Linked DNA regions of Mus musculus: region 2 is linked to region 1. A link is a loop called in an ENCODE intact Hi-C map of the cell type or tissue named here. Cell type or tissue: heart. All regions are shown on one strand.

Evidence for each region. A loop is a pair of places that touch in the nucleus more often than their neighbours do. Peaks named below come from ENCODE experiments on the same cell type or tissue, not always from the same donor. Only the 100,000 strongest peaks of a DNase experiment are listed, where the experiment ranks them.
Region 2: a loop joins it to region 1, with 8 times the contacts of the local background. A loop is called at or near these places in 19 of 42 quality-filtered maps.

The regions. Positions count from the first base shown.
Region 1 is chr1:119,549,818-119,552,317 of GRCm38, reverse strand. It overlaps Epb41l5 (erythrocyte membrane protein band 4.1 like 5), which reads left to right. Exons shown (of 25, transcript NM_145506.4): 23 at 1,755-1,796; 24 at 2,301-2,431. Among named protein-coding and RNA genes, the nearest start is that of 3830432H09Rik, 15 kb to the right of the region's middle. In heart, no CTCF peak of the experiment used is centred here; no DNase peak of the experiment used is centred here.
Region 2 is chr1:119,928,647-119,931,146 of GRCm38, reverse strand. Cfap221 (cilia and flagella associated protein 221) reads left to right here. Exons shown (of 24, transcript NM_001115074.2): 21 at 167-258. Among named protein-coding and RNA genes, the nearest start is that of Tmem177, 17 kb to the right of the region's middle. In heart, a CTCF peak has its summit at 1,188 (motif pointing right); no DNase peak of the experiment used is centred here.

The DNA of each region.
Region 1 (2,500 bases):
CACTTTCCAACTGTTGAGATTACAGGTGTGAGTCTCTACCACACCTGAGTTGTCTGACTTCTAAAACTTTATTGGCATTTGTTTATGTATCATGTGTTTATGTCTGTGTGCCACTGTTCATGTGGGTTCAGAGAACAACTTACAGGAGTTTTTCTTTCCTCAGATGATGTGTGTGGCAGGTATCCCCTTCAGATGGTCAGGCTTACCCACAAGGCCTTTATCCCATGAGCTAGCTCGCTTACCCTTATCTGACTTTCTAATTTTGACCAGTTTAATGAGTTGTCTCAGTGTTTCAATTATATAAGTTATATTGGATAGCGCCCCATATTGATACTAATTTAGTTTCCTGTGTGGAAGGTAGCTAGTGGGTTGTTGGCCTCTTTTTGTTGGTTTTCCTTTTTCATACTCATTTCCAGAGCTGTAGTTTAGCTATTAACTGGAGGTTACCCACCCCATTGGGTGGACTCCAGCCATTCTCCATTCTACAAAGAGGAAGGTCAACACAGAGGAGAAATATCCTTCATGATTGTAAGCAAAGCTGTGGTCAAGCAAGGCCTTTGACTTATCTAGATGCCACAACAGCTGGCCAAATGAGCCAGAGTTTCTTCCCAAACCTGGTGACCTCTGAGGACCAGACCCCTTTTGTATGTTTGTTTTTAAAGTGATTGATTTTGGCCACCTGAATGGTCTCAAACACCCTGTGTACAAGCATAACAAAAATTAAAATAATGAATAATATAAAACAAACAGCGGCCCATGCTTTACAGGTCTCTGTGTGAGTGACTGACATGCTAGTGGAACAATCACAGCTGCCCCAGATGTGACCACATTTAAAGGACTCTCATCCTCTTCCTGATGTTCTGTGTTTATTCCTGATTATTCTTCTCATGTCTCCTTTGGTTTATATAGTTTGTAAAATCAGACTAAGACCACACCAGGTATCACCATCTTGTTGATGAACAGCTGTAGACTTGGATCTCTGGACCTTAGGATAAACCTGGGATGGAACTGATAGGATCTTAATTATGACATTGCTAATCTCTGGACCTTGTGTATCCAACACTATTTTAACCCTCCACTCATTTCAGACTGCAGACTAGCCATGTTCAGATGCTCCTATGATAAACAAACTCCAGTGCCTGGGAGTCAGCCAGAGTGGACACCATAAGTCCTTCTAGGGTCCCAGTGTCCACTGGCAGCTCCTGTGTTGTGTGTGTGTGTACACTCACAGACACACAAATAATTCAATATAATTTAAAGATTTTAAAAGTAATAAACGAGCCAGGCAGTGATGGCACTTGCCTTTAATCCCAGCACTCAGGAAGCAGAGGAGCAGAGACAGATGTATCTCCTAACTTCAAGGCCAGTCTGCTCTACCAAGCCAGTTTCAAGACAGCCAAGAAAGTTTCAAGACACAAGAAAGAAGGAAGGAAGGAAGGAAGGAAGGAAGGAAGGAAGGAAGGAAGGAAAGAAAAAGAAGGAAAAGAAGGAAAGAAGGAAGAAAGGAAGGAAGGAGAGAGGGAGGGAGGGGGAGTAATAAAAGGGGTAACAGGTAGCTGTAGCATTCTTGAGTTATAGCTTTTCCTGACAGTCTATTAAGTAGTATGAGTGTTGCAGAAGCCTGGGTTGAGAGTTAGTTAGCTCAAGAGGCTCATTGGGAACTGCATTCCTGAGGTGTGTTTCACAGTAGAAAAATATTATGGATGTAATAAGCCAGTCTTCCCTAAAAGTAAGTGGCTATGATTTTTTTTTAGGTGTCTTCACCATCCATGATCACACCCCGGTGGATTATTCCAGTAAGTTCATACTCTTTATGATTCTTCTTTTGGTTACCATTTCAGACTATTAAAGGATTCTCAAGTTCTTGTTTTTCCTACAAGTATTGGGGCCATTATCAAAGCTCTGTTAATTTAATGGCTTCAGTTTTGTGGCTCAACTTTTCTGTAAATGCTGCATGATTCAGACAGAATAAAAAAATAAAACTCTGAGGTAGAAGGGGCTGGGGCAGCTGACTTGGTGGTCAGGAGTACTTACTTTATTGCAGGGCCTAGGTTTGATTCCCAGCACCCACGTGGCAGCTCATAACCATTGGTAACTCCAGTTCCGGGGGATCTAACTCTCCTCTCTGGACTCCACAGGCAGGCTCCACACACACATGTGGTATACAGACATATATGCAGACAAAACACCCATACACATAAACACCTGGGGACATCAGAGCCTCTTTCCTGCTCCAGTCAGTGACACTGATGTGAAGCTGCAAGGTTGTTATCTGACTGTTATTCCTTCCTCTTCCACAGCAGAGTGCTACCATCTCCAATGGGCTTGCAGGATATGGAGCATCTTTGGCAGGGACAGATGAATGTAGTCAGAAAGATGGATTCTCACTGATTTCCCCCCCAGCACCATTCTTGGTAGATGCTGTGACCAGGTGAGGAATTACTTCTTAGTTGCAGCTTTCAGAACATCTAATAGGAGAAAATTTAAGTTGGTTATATTT
Region 2 (2,500 bases), 380 kb before region 1:
GTCTTCCCACTTCAGTTAATCCAAGTTTTAAAAATCCTCAGAAACATTCCCAAAGATGTGTCTCCTAGATGAGTCTAGAGTCTGTCAAGTTAACAGTCGATATTAGCTCTTGCAGCTAACACTGTCGTCTTTCTGCATCCTGACCCTGCTCCAACTTTCATCACAGGATATAATTCCTGGAATCATGAACTGGAAGAAGTTCCAGCCCCTGGTGTTTTCCTCCATGTCTGACCCCTCTATGGTGGAAGCCACTCAGAGGTAAGCTGGGAACTGCTGGCCTCCTGGGGTATGTTAGCACCGTAGCTTACGGAGGCTGGGAGACCAGGAATCAGAGGCCATGCCTTTTAAAAGTAATGTAATGCTGACTAATTGGTGGCTCAGAGAGAGAATTAACAGATCATATAATTTTGCTGAAATATTCATCTTTTTCTTTATAGTTCATGGGGTGAGTGAGTCTGTCTCTCTGTCTCTCTGTCTCTTTCTCTCTCTCTCTCTCTCTCTCTCTCTCTCTGTGTGTGTGTGTGTGTGTGTGTGTGTGTGTGTGTGTGTGTGTATTCAAGTACACGCTCATGTGTGTACTTGCTTATGGAGGCCAGAAGGTGATCTTGAGTGTTCTTCACTCTCTCTCTCTCTCTCTCTCTGTGTGTGTGTGTGTGTGTGTGTGTGTGTATTCAAGTACACGCTCACGTGTGTACTTGCTTATGGAGGCCAGAAGGTGATCTTGAGTGTTCTTCATCAGAAACTACAACTTTTTGTTTATTTTAAATTTTATTTATTGACTTATTTATTTTGAGATAAGGTCTTTTATTAGTACCTGGAAGTAGCTGATTCTGCTAAGGTAGCCAGCCGTGTTACCAATGGAGTCTCCAGTCTTTGCCTCCTCCATTCTGGAATTACAGATGTTCATCACCAAACCCAGCTTTTTAAAAAGTGTGTTCTGTGGCTGGAACTCGGGTTCTTGGGATCAAATTCAGGTCTGCACACTTGCATGGCAAACACTTTATTGAGTCATTTCCTGGGCTCTTGAGGAGTTATCTTCCTCTTTGTGAGACAGGGGCTATGATGACAACTTCACTGGGATGTTGCAAATGGCTATATGATGAAGTATCTAGGATCTGACTGACTCTTGCTTTTGATAACTCTTGCATTTTCCACTGAGCTCACAAAACTGTGTGCAATCATTCTCTCACCACTAGATGGGAGCATCATCCCCCTAAACCAACTCATTCTACAAGAAAACTGAATGAGTCAAACTGACCTGCTGTTCTGGTTTCATTTCTGTTGCTGTGATAAAATACCCGGACACAAAGCAGCCTAGGAAAGAAGGGGTCTGTTTGGCTTGCAATTCCAGGTTATATTTTGTTACTTCAGGAAGGTCAAGGCAGAAGCTTCAAACACCATCCACAGCCAAGAGCAGGCAGAATAGAATCCTTGCTCATTCAGGATCTGCTGCCTAAGGAATGGTGCCACCCACAGTGGGCTGAGTCTTCCTATATCAACTAACAATCCAGAACTCATTCCATACACACACAGGCATGCTCACAGGCATACCTGACATATATAGACCCATATCTAGCTAGTGCATAACTCAGTAATAAAGTTCTTGCCTCTCATCCTCACCACTACAGTGGGGAAAAATTGACTCAGCTGGGTCTGGGGTTGTTTCTGAACTCCAGTGCACCCATTGTTAACATTCATGGATTCCAAGTATTAAAAACTGGTCAATTCATTGTTTTCCAAAGTAATGTCCTTGGAAACATCTCCCAAAGCTGAAGTTTTAGTGGAAAGTCAGGAGAAGGTTGCTGTGGCCCGGATATCCATACATTAAACATGAAGGTCATATCAATGAAAAGCTTTCTACCATGACTTTTGCCTTCAGCTTCTGTGCCTGAATGCTCTGTTGGGCCAGTTTGTTTCAGATGAGCTGCCATTGCATAATATCTCAAAAATCAGGAGCAGGGCCCAGGCAGGGGTGCAGATCAGCTGGTAGGAAGTGTGTAACACGCACAAAGCCTGGGCTCCATCCCCAGCATTGTAGAAATGGTCACACATCTGTAACCTCAGCATGGAGAGACGAAAGCAAGAGACTCAGGAGTTCAAAGTCGTCCTCAGTTACACAGAGAGCCCAAGGCCAGCCTGGACTACGTGAGATTCTGTCTCAAAAGAAAATAAGTATCTTTCTATTATTTGTTTATACTGATTGTTGGATTGAAGGCCAAGCTATTGCTTCTAAAAGCAGTTATAAATAATAATGGTAATCTATTTTCTAACTTCTGTACTTATCTATCCATGTGCTATGACAAAGTGCTATAGTCTCCATGTTAAAAACACCATATATGGATCAAAAGTCAGACACCAGGCAGATTTTGTGTCTAGTGAGGGCTTATTTCCCAGTTCACAGACAGGGCCTTCTTTTCTATTTTTATTTATTTATGTGCATGTGTGCATGGTATGGGTGAGCTCAGGCCACATCACATGTGTGGGGAATAGAGGACAGCTT